Linked DNA regions of Homo sapiens: region 1 is linked to region 2. Evidence: chromatin loops called from intact Hi-C (ENCODE). Cell type or tissue: chondrocyte. All regions are shown on one strand. Links, peaks and the distances in the headings refer to the core of each region. The heading gives the core; the rest is flanking DNA. Region 1 overlaps GAREM1 (GRB2 associated regulator of MAPK1 subtype 1). Region 2 holds the start of GAREM1 (GRB2 associated regulator of MAPK1 subtype 1).

Evidence for each region. Peaks named below come from ENCODE experiments on the same cell type or tissue, not always from the same donor. Only the 100,000 strongest peaks of a DNase experiment are listed, where the experiment ranks them.
Region 1: it touches region 2 in a loop (2.2-fold over the local background); 29 of 110 quality-filtered maps call a loop at or near these places.

The regions. Positions count from the first base shown.
Region 1 is chr18:32,380,752-32,386,130 of GRCh38, reverse strand. All of the region lies in intron 2 of GAREM1 (GRB2 associated regulator of MAPK1 subtype 1), which reads left to right. Among named protein-coding and RNA genes, the nearest start is that of GAREM1, 87 kb to the left of the region's middle. In chondrocyte, for the core only: no CTCF peak of the experiment used is centred there; no DNase peak of the experiment used is centred there.
Region 2 is chr18:32,468,584-32,473,962 of GRCh38, reverse strand. GAREM1 (GRB2 associated regulator of MAPK1 subtype 1) reads left to right here and starts at 3,081. Exons shown (of 6, transcript NM_001242409.2): 1 at 3,081-3,655. The coding sequence starts at 3,535. RefSeq lists a silencer at 2,807-3,326. In chondrocyte, for the core only: CTCF peaks have their summits at 2,641, 2,853, 4,351 and 4,575; DNase peaks (open chromatin) are centred at 2,992 and 3,702.

The sequences.
Region 1 (5,379 bases), core at 225-5,224, 88 kb after region 2:
TGACGAAATGGAAAATAACCAAACTTTCTTTTCAAAAGTCCTCAGAACTAATAAAGTATGCTGAGGAACATTTATCTCAGCCATTTTTTGCCATTAAGAAATGTTATAGATCTAAAAAATAACCATTTTTGATGACTGAATTTTTAGGTTATAGTTAACAATAACTAAAATTTATTTAGTGCTTACCATTTCTTGGGCACTTCGTTAACTCAGCATTTTACTTTTATTTTTTCATGTGACTTTCACAACAAACTCATGAAATGGGTGCTATTATCTATATTTCATACAAGTACAAGCTGAGGTTTAGAGATGTTAAGTGTTTGTAATAATACACAGTTAATAAGTGTGATTTGAACCCAGGATATGTGGCTTCAGAGCCTGCCCCCGTCTCCACTATTCCCTGGAAAGTGCTAGGAGGCACTTTTACTTGGAAGTCATCCTAGAGAGGAGAGATCTGTTAGAATTAGCCAATAAGCTGGGTAAAGCTTTCACTTTTCTTCCTTTCACAGTAGCTCCCTACTTGTATTCTGACTCTAGGAAAAAATTAAGTAGATATATAAGACTTGACTTTTTCAGATTTACAAGTCATCTGCATACAGGTGACATTCCCCTTGCTCAGTAAATTTCTGGGAAGAGATTCCAGGGGAGCCCCTGGAGCCTCAGAGGGGACAGCTGCTGGGCCTAGGGGGGTGATCAGATCAGAGGCAGGAGGCCTGGGGAAAGAGTCTTTTAAGTGTTGAAGAAGGAAATGGGTGATGTTCAACAGGGCAGTTTCAAGTAAGGAAACTGAGGAAAATTAGATTACAAAAGAGAGTTAAAAATGAGTGAAAGGTAGACAGCAAGGAAGGATCAACTATTTTTGCCAAGATATTTTGTACTAAAGGGAAACCAGTGACATTTGATTTGGGGGGAGCAAAGTAAATATAAAAATTTTATTTAAAAAAAAAAAGGGAAGCCAAGAAAGAGGACATAGGAGTGAAATCAGCTCTCCAGTATTTCATATTTTTAAGTATAATGGAATCTGAGAAATCTTTCTAGACTAAGGGAAATGATTCAGAAAAGGAAAAAGAGAGAAAGTAATTAAGTAGTATATTAGTCTGCTGTCTAGGAAATTGTCTCTACCATTTTTTTCCTCAAGAGTCAAAAATGTTATTCTCTTCCTCTCTCCATTACTTAAATTTCATAGCTGCTGTAACATAGTTTTTGTGGTCAGATAGAGGGTAAATGTATCTTTCACACATTGGTATTCACACTCATATTTTAACTCAAAACAAAGATGAAGAGATTATCTAAGTGTCTTTGCTACAAGAATGGATTGAAGATTGTCACCAATCTTCAGTATAGCTTTCTAGTCCTACTTCACATTGCTTAATAATAACTCAAGGAAATTTGAATATGAATGGATTTCATGATGAGATGATTAGGGAATTATTGTGAGTTTGTTATTTGTAATCAATGTATTATAGTATGAGGGAAAATATCCTCACTTTTTAGGGAGACATACTGAATTATTTAAGGGTGAAATGTGATTATAAAATGCTCGAGCAAAAGTGGACATAAAAAATAGATGACTCTGGCAAACTAAGTTGTTAAATCTAGGTAAAAGGTATATGGGTGTTCATTACCCGAATTTTCCATGTGTTTGGGAATTATTGTAATAAAAAGGAAAAAATTGACTCAGCACAACCACCAGTGGCAAAATAAATTGTATAGTTGAACTCTTATATGGCATTTTTATCAAAACCACTCTGCCTCCATCCTTGAATCCTATTTACAGTCTTAATTAATTTTTCTAGGGGTGAAAGTTCATCTTTCACTGGGTCGTTTTGTTCCAGTGTTAAATGTTTGTGGCAACAACACAGTGAAGGGTGAATTCAGGAAGAAATGATGTTGTTTTCACCATGTGGTAGAAGCTTCCAGCTCATGGCTTCTTATGGAAACCTGATTGCTCCCAGCTGTGGCTGGTTTCTAGCGACTGACCCAGTTGATGGTAGTGATTTAATTATTAAAGGGGGGTAAAGTTTGGATAGGTGTATGTAAAACTTGGAAATAAAGGAACTTTTAAAAAAATTATTTTCTTAAAATAAGAGCTTTATGAGAGATATGGAAAGGGAGAATATGAGCAAATACATTGCAGAATTATTTGGTGTCATACTATGTGGCTTTTCTAGATTGCTCTATAAATGCTAGTAAAGCTCTAAAAATTTTAGAGTCCTTTGATTGCTATTTTCACATTTCAGCCTGTTTACTCAGAATCCTTGCAAATTATTTACTGAATCTACAAACAGAAAGTATAGTATTAAAAAAAAACCCACAAAAATTGTAGCACAAAACAGGGATGGGGTTCAAAACTCCTAGGCTACTGTTTTCCATTTCTTTATACTTACATTTAGGTACTCAGTGGAAAGTTGGTTACTTGAAAGGGCTAACGCCAGTTCAAATATAATTTAACCTATGAGATAATATGATTAACATCAGGTGGAAAGTTTAAACAAGCTGCCTGTGACCACACTGTTAATGGAGTGTTTATAGCATGGGTGGGAAAGTGCTTGTCTCACTTCATAATTTGATTTCCATATTGGATTTGTACCTCTAAGAAGTAGTGTGACCTTTTAAAAGGTTCTTTTTTAGGAATTTCTTTGAGCTTTTTCTATTTGTGGAAAACAGACTTCATGGGTTCCAAAACTGATTGCAGTGCTAGCAAAACTTCCTGAATTGAAGTCACTCTGCTCCATTTCTTAGGCTTGGAATCACTTGCCTTTGTGAGTCACTATCCAGGGAAGTCTTGTGCTGGCTTTCTGTTAACCCTGACCCATTTCTGTAGTTGTTGAGTGTACTGCAACAGGAAAACAACAAAACTATGTGTACCATGTGAACTTTTCTGATATCTGGAGCAAGAGGGTAGATGATTCAGACGTGTCTGTGTTGATTTTTGGTGAGGTATACATTACACAGGGCCTCCAACATGTTAGAACTGGTTTACAGAACACCGTAGGGTTTGTCCCTAATAGTGAGTCAAGCCAATGCGTGAGTGTGAGACAAGCAAAATAAACACAGAGCTTTTATTTTTTAGATGTTAAAAATCATTGTAGGTAAACCAAATGCAGTAGACACATAGACATGAGAAAGATTCCGTTTTTCCATTCATGCCTTCTACATTCCATACGTTTCTCAGTGGCAATTACATTTTTTCTTATAGACCTTCATAACATTTTATAGTCCCAACTCTTTTCCTTTAATAAAACTGGTCCCCTCGTGTGGGAGTCCCAGTTCTCTGTCCACCTAGGGTCCTTTCCTCCTGACCCACAGAGTAATTATGCAGCGAGTCTTGTTGATCCTCTTTCCACACAATTCCTATCAAAACTGCTCCTCCTTTCCAGCCTACAGTGACTGTGTCTCCCTTGCTCTAAAGAGCAAGGTGCCTCCCTTTCCTCCTCCAATCAGTCATCTATGTTACTGTCAGATTATTATTTTTTTCAAGTACAGCTCTGTTATTTTACCAGCTAGCCAGGAGTTTTCAGAGATGTTTCCCACGTGAGTATAAACTCTGGTCTAACGCTGGGCCTTTTTGAGGTCTGGTGTTCCTTTGACTACAAGCATCATCCTCCAGCAGACAACCCAGCAGGCACTCGCCACACCAGGTTGTTGGTTGTTGCTCAGGTAGGCTTTGCCCTGCCTTGTTCCCGCCTGTGTCTACTGCTTGGAGGGCTCACACCTCATAGCCACCACCCAATAGAGAAATCCTGCCCCAACCACCACCACCTTCCTCAAGAAGAAGAATAGTGAAATCCGGCCTCATTTTTACCACCTTCTTCAAGAAGCTTTTCCTAATCTTTCTCACCAGGTAGATCCTTCCCCTTCAGAATCCCTGTAACAATTTGCACCCATGACTGTTTGTCTTGCTGTCACTCTTCCCACCACTAAAGGCTCCTTGAGGACAGTCCTATCTCATACAGCATCTAACACAGCCTTGAATAGTTTAAGGACTCAATAAATAATTTTAACCCAACTGAAATGGATTCTTCTTTAAAGGAGAAACATCAAAGATGCCTGAGAACTACCTGGAGAACAAGTCAGGTCTCTTAATTCCCTCCAGTCAGGCAGGTACAGCTCTGAGACATTGACCAGGAATGGTGATTGTGAGTGCTCTAACAGGTGCAAGCAAAATGCCATGGAATTGTTGAGTAGGTAGTTCTGACAGCTGTCTAGGAGTGGGAGGCCTTCAGGTGAACGAGGTTAAGGGCGTTCTAGATAAAGTACCAGGCACCATTCCTGAAGGTAACAAATGGCTCTGGGATAGAGGGGAAGGAGTATTTAGGAGATGAAGTTAGAAACCTAGTTTGGAGCAAATTCCAGACTGAATAATGGGAACTATAATCTCTGTGCCCTGGGGAGTTCCTCCCAGAATCTGCTTTTTAGAAAGATTAAGTGAAGGCAAGTGTCCTCCCTCCCCTGCAGGTGAGTTAAATTGGTCAGGAGTGGAGGATGAGAAGATGGTGAGAAATTGCAGGTAGAAGAACTAGTTAGGAAGTTTTTAAGATAGACCTGATAAAAGATAATGAACACCTGATCTAGGCTGGGAGGGAGATGTTCAAGAGGAAAAAAACGATACTTAGGTAAGAGGAATGAGGAAAAGGGAGCAAAAGATAATTCTGAGAAATTTTTAAAACTTTTTCCCCTAGCTTTTAAGGAAACATTTTTTAAAATTAACCTTCTTAGCACAGGCACTTGCTTTTGCACACTTTTTCTTACTCTGTTTATTATTAAAGGAAGAATTTTTCAGGTTCTTCCTAATAAGAAATAGAGTAAGAAAACAACAACAACAAAAAACCTCTTTGTTATCTTTTGGGACTCTCAGGGCTTTCTAGCAGAGATGTTTCCTATCTTGTCAGATATTGGACCTCTAGATGGCAAGAATGTCCTTTTAGTTCTTGGGCTTGCCAGATATGTAAGAGATAGGAGTTCCACAGAGAAGTGTATTTGGAGTAAAAGATTATGTGATGGAGAAAAATGGTGCACAAAAGTCTCAGGCTCTAAAAGATTGATACCATAAAGATTTGATAGTTTTACGTATATTTGGCAATTACTTGTTTTCTGCATCTAGTAGGAGGAATTCTTTGTTCTATATATAAAAATCTAGAAAAGTCTGATGAATGAAATATTCTGGCTGTATATTTTCAGTACTATGACAAATTCATCTGTGTGGGAGAATATGTGTTTGGTAGGTTGACTTGTTAGGATCAAAACATCTATTAAGGAATTTGTCACAGTTTTTAACTCTCTTACCTCCTTATTTAAGAAAAACAATTCTCAACAAAGTTGAAAGTTTGCACCCACTTCCCTACCCCAGCGCCATCTAGAGACATTTTTGGTGGTCAC
Region 2 (5,379 bases), core at 120-5,119:
CTGATTCACCTTTGGGCTTATCAATAGCATATACAGAGTCTTCATGATCACTGCCTGGGTCTGCTGGGTAGGAGGCGGGTTCACTGTGGAATAAATTAACCCCACAGACTCTAGATTTGCAATGAAGTCCCCCAGCTAGGTTTGTCATTTAAAAAGTGTTCTTCTACTCCTTGCCTGATATAACTATTTTCCCAAATCTAATCATTTCTTATTTTTCAAATCTATTCAAATCGTCAGCATTTATCTCTTCATCTTTTCTATAAATTTTGCCCTTTAAAGCCAATGGTTTTTAATAATAATAGCAAATGTTAATACTTCCATAGCACTTCCTATGCATCTGGCACTATTCTAAATGCTAAATGTATATTAAATGATTAAATTCTCATATCAACCCTATGAGATGAGTACTATTATTATCTTCATTTTTCAGAGGAGGAAACAGCAAGTTTCCCATGACATTAAATAGAAGCAGAGCCACTAATCAAATCCAAGCCATCTGGCTCTGGAGCTGATATTTTAATTCACAAATCTCAGTTTGTAAAGGTACTTAGTAGGAACAAGGGACCAGTGCATCAATTGTTGCCTTAAAGAAAACTTTTCTTGGATGTTCCTTTTCATAAACTTCAAAGTCCTGTAAGCTTTGCCCCTGCACCAAGTTGTAATGCTTTTGTATACACAGTTTGCATTGTTCCAACAACCTTAAGAAACATGTTTGGAAGTACAGTTCAGCCAGACTGAAAGATTACCCCTCTCAACTGCTTTTTGTTTTTGTTTTCGGCAGTTTAACCAAAACTCTCCATCTCACAAATAAAATCCTTCTGTAAGAGTTCTTCCAGGACATGAAACTTACTAAGAATTTGCAGCTCACTAAAATTTCTTCCTTTTAATACTCAAGATTGAAATAAAACCTTTTCTGCAAGGTCAGCAATAACAGATCTAATGTAAGTCCTTTATTGATTTTTAAAAAGTTGATTACATTAATCTTTTTACTTTTTATCTTGTCTTTAGGTCAAAAGTCACCAGTCCTTTTGTGAGAGGAAACTACTTCTCTTATTCTCTGAAGCTTTTAAAGAGAATATAAAAGTAACAAAGTCATTTTTTTAAAAATCAGCCTACCATATAAGGGTTTAGGATCTACTTACAGGTTGAAAGACCCTTGACCCTGCCCAATCTTAGATGTTTCCTATGTCATTTTTGGATTCTGAGCTTTATTTCCAGAAGTGATTAATTATTCAGAAAAAGAAATTAGCTGGCACTTAAATCTTTAAAGTTTTGAAACTTTTTTTTTTCAGACAGAGTTTCGCTCTTGTTGCCCAGGCCAGCGTGCAATGGCACGATCTCGGCTCACTGCAACCTCCGCCTCCCGGGTTCAAGCGATTCTCCTGCCTCAGCCTCCTGAGTAGCTGGGATTACAGGCACCTGCCCCCACGCCCGGCTAACTTTCTGTATTTTTAGTAGAGACGGGAGACGGGGTTTCACCACGTTGGCCAAGCTGGTCTCAAACTCCTGACCTCAGGTGATCCGCCCGCCTCGGCCTCCCAAAGTGCTGGGATTACAGGCGTGAGCCACCGCGCCCGGCCGAAACACTCTATGTGAGCAATTCTTAGAACTTTATGGACTTCTGATTCTGCATACACTCTATAGTAAAATACTTCCCACTTTTTTCCAAGACTTTTTCAAAAAATCAATGTGAATGACCCAAAGGTCAAAACTTTCAGATGAATTTTGTGAAAATTATCGCTAATGCTTCAAAGTGAGAGGATCAGGAAGGTGGGTGTAGAAGAATCTGTGTTTTTCTTCAAATGTTAATGGAGTGGTTTATTAGCACAGACCTTTTAAGCCAGGCCACGAAAAGGCAGCGGGATGTTTTCAAGTCCCCTTGGGCTGGCGAAGCGGGTACTTGCTGTACCTTATCAAGCACTGAACATTGAATACGTGTTGAAAACAGAGCAGATACGCAACCTTAGCAACCACTCACCTCTGCTATTTTAACAAAATGTTAAGCAAGCGAAAGAAAGAGAAAGAAAGACAGAAAGAAAGAAAGCAGATTAGCATACAAGGCAGGACATGCCACCTTTATATTCTGAGCTCTGTCCACAGTGAGCAGGCCGTGTCAAACATCGGGAGAGACAGAGAATGATTGATCATGCAAAGCAAACTGTAGGTTTGAATCCCAGCACGGCCATCTACGAGTTATAAAATCTTGCCAAACTACCTAATGTCTTGGTACATATACCTAGAAAACGAGAATGATCCCAACCTTTAAGATGAGAAGAGAACTGAATGGGAAAAGCGGGTGAGAACAGCTGACCCCAGCAGCCTCCCAGTAACCTAGTTTTCCCTTCCCATCTCCGTGTCTACGGTGTTTGGTGGCCTCATCAACTCCCGTCGCCTCCAGCAGCTCGTTCACTCAGTGAAGGTCCTAGACCGAATGGCCACCTTCCTGTATGTGGGTACTCATCACCCACCACCTTTCCGCTTTTCGGTGCTTTGCCCTTTTTATCTTATCTAGTAGCCAAAGCTGAGACTGTTGGGAGTCATTTCCAGCTCCGATGGTAGAGGAGTAGGGTTGAGGGGAAACGCCAAGGCGTGCTCCACGCCTGCCGTCCGCAGCCCCGTTGGGCTGTGGTACTCTTCTGACCAAAGTCTGGGTCACCGGGAAGCAAGAGGGAGCGCCACTAAAGGTATCTTTTGTGCCTTGTATTTAGCCACCGCATTGCCAGGATGGGAGTGGAGGCGGACGGTGCCCGACACCACGACTCAGGGAGCGATACCTGAGCTCGCTCGGCAATTCCCGGGCTCCGGGGACGGGCCTGGGCGGGGAAGGAGCCGGGGCGCGCAGCAGCACCCGGCGAGACTGCAGGGCGCCCGAGTGGTCGGACGGGGGAGCGAGAGCTAAAGCTTGCGGAGCGCGCCGAGCCGCGGGCGCTGGCGGCCCCGGCCGGGGAGCTGACGCGAGCCTGCCGGGCCGCGGGAGCTGCGGGAGGCGGAGGCCGAGCTGGGGGCGGAGCGGGCGGCGCCTGGGAGGCGGAGGCGGTGTCTCCCAGAGCTGCGCAGGCGTTGCTCGCACCTTGTTGATTAGTCAGTGCTGGGAGCGCTGCTATGGCGTTTCTCAGACCCGCGGCTCCTCCTCACACGCTCGAGGCGGAGGGAAGGAGGGGTAAGAGGAGGAGGAGGCGAGCGGGCGGCCGCCGCAGCTGCAGACCCAGGGCCAGAGGAGGAGGCGGAGCGGGAGCCGCCGCAGCCACCCGGGCCGCCGCCGCCGCCCGCAGCCGCGCGGCTGCTCTGAGTCTTCTCCGGGCGTGAGGGCACGCGGGGCGCCCCAGCCATGCCCCGCAGCGGCAGCTGAGCCGGGCGCCGGCCCCCTCCCTCCGGGCCGCCCCAGTCGCCGCGCCCCCCCGGCTGCCCGCGGCCGGAGCTGCCCGGCGCCTCCCGCGCGCCCCAGACCGCGAGCGCGAGCAGCGGCGGCCGCCGAGGCGCGGGTGGTGCCGGTGGCGGCGGCGGGGGAGCGCGGGACAGGAGGCTTCGGGGAAGATGGACCCGGCGCCCTCGCTGGGCTGCAGCCTCAAGGATGTGAAGTGGAGCTCGGTGGCCGTGCCGCTCGACCTCCTGGTCAGCACTTACCGGCTGCCCCAGATCGCGCGCCTGGACAACGGTGAGTCCCAGCTGGGGCGCGGGGCAGACGGGCGAGGACAGCCGTCTCCACGCGGGTGTGCGCGCGTGTGCTGGAGAGGGTGGGACCCGCGGGGAGTGGGCTGCCCGCCCCTGAGCGCCGGAGTTGGCCCGAGCGGCTGCCGCAGCCCTGGCGCGTTGCTCTCAACTCCCCCCAGCAGCAGACAAGGAGGTGGAAATCAGAGTCCTTGCAGTATAATTAAAAAGGACGCCCTAAAAAAAAAGTCAACATAGGGAGACCTCTGCAGATCGTAATCTTGGACGCCAGATATCCCTCCCCACCCTCCTGCAAGAATTACTCAACCAGGGAAACCCTGAAGAGTTATCTTAGGCAACTTTCTTGAGAATATCATTGTGCTCCGGGTGGCATCTTAATTTGGGTGCTCTCCTCCCTATCTCCCCCATCCCCCGCCAAACAGATTTAAAGGAAAAGCTCCTGGGTGACCATTGAAAAGGATCACATTTCTCAGAGACCTTGTATTACAGCTTGTCTGTTTTGTTTAACCCAACTGAAAGTAATTTGGGGCTGTGTGTAGAAAATGTTTTCAGCAGAAGTGATGGCATGCTTAAGGTTAACTATTAGGTTTAGCGCATTTCCAGTCTGGAAAAAAAAATAAGTCTCCAAAACGTATTGATTCGGAACCTGAGCTCAGAACTAAGAAGGGTGTATTTCCTGAAACTGACCACCAGAAACCCACCCAACTCCTTCCTCCAACTGTTTATTCTGCGGTGTGACAGCTGCAAACACATAGTTGCGCATACTGTCAAGCAAGTAGACACCTTTCAGTTGGAGAGTGATGACACGTAAGGTGGCAATTTAGGTGTGTTTGGTCTTCTCTTGTTTTCATCATAACTTCAGTGGGCTTTGGCGTCATGCGATTTTAGACTGTTTGCAGAAAGAAGCCTGCCCTGCTGTGGGGCAGCTGTGGAAGTACACGGGCCCAGGCTGGCAGGCAGGCAGAGCTGTGACTACACAGGCCAGGTCAGAAGAACACTAAGCAGAAAGATGTCATTTCGAGTCACAGGCACTAGGGTTACTCCTTGTTTCCTGGGGTAGAAGAGTGGGTAACGTGAGATGTATACATACACAAAGGAGTTTTTATTCTGTTTCTTATCTGTGGGGTTTGATTAGACATTTGTATATCTGATGTGAAAAATAGATGCAGGAAAGTTCGTGAAGGCTGGAAAACAATCTTGGCTTGCTTGCTATCCTCGTTTGATTGTTGGTAGTAGTAGGGTGCATTGGGAATAAGCTGGAAGTTTTAAAACTAGTAATGAAGTGCAGATCACAGTAGCTGTTGAAGCGGTGGGGTGGGGGCGGGGGGGGGGGACGCACAGGTGGTGTGTTGAGGCGTTTCTGCTTCGAGTGGGGGTGGGAAAATGTTGTGTGCTTTAAATAGCATCTGCAGACCTGAACTGGTGTGTGTGTTTGTATTCACAGCGTTTCATTTCCTCCTCCAAAATTGTGTATATTGGCAGATTGTGAGTCCTTACCTTTTCCTACCTTCTCTCATCTCTGCACACTGCCACATTTGCTAGCTAGGCAGAGAGCATTGCTGCATGTGGTGTAAAAGCCACTCAAAAGCTTCATTAAACTGAAAGTTTAAAGGGGTGGAATATCTCACTTTCCGACATGACTTTCAGTTTTATTTCCCACTTTTCTATCCCTGCCATTCATAAAAAGGATCTGAATCAGCAGTGTACTCA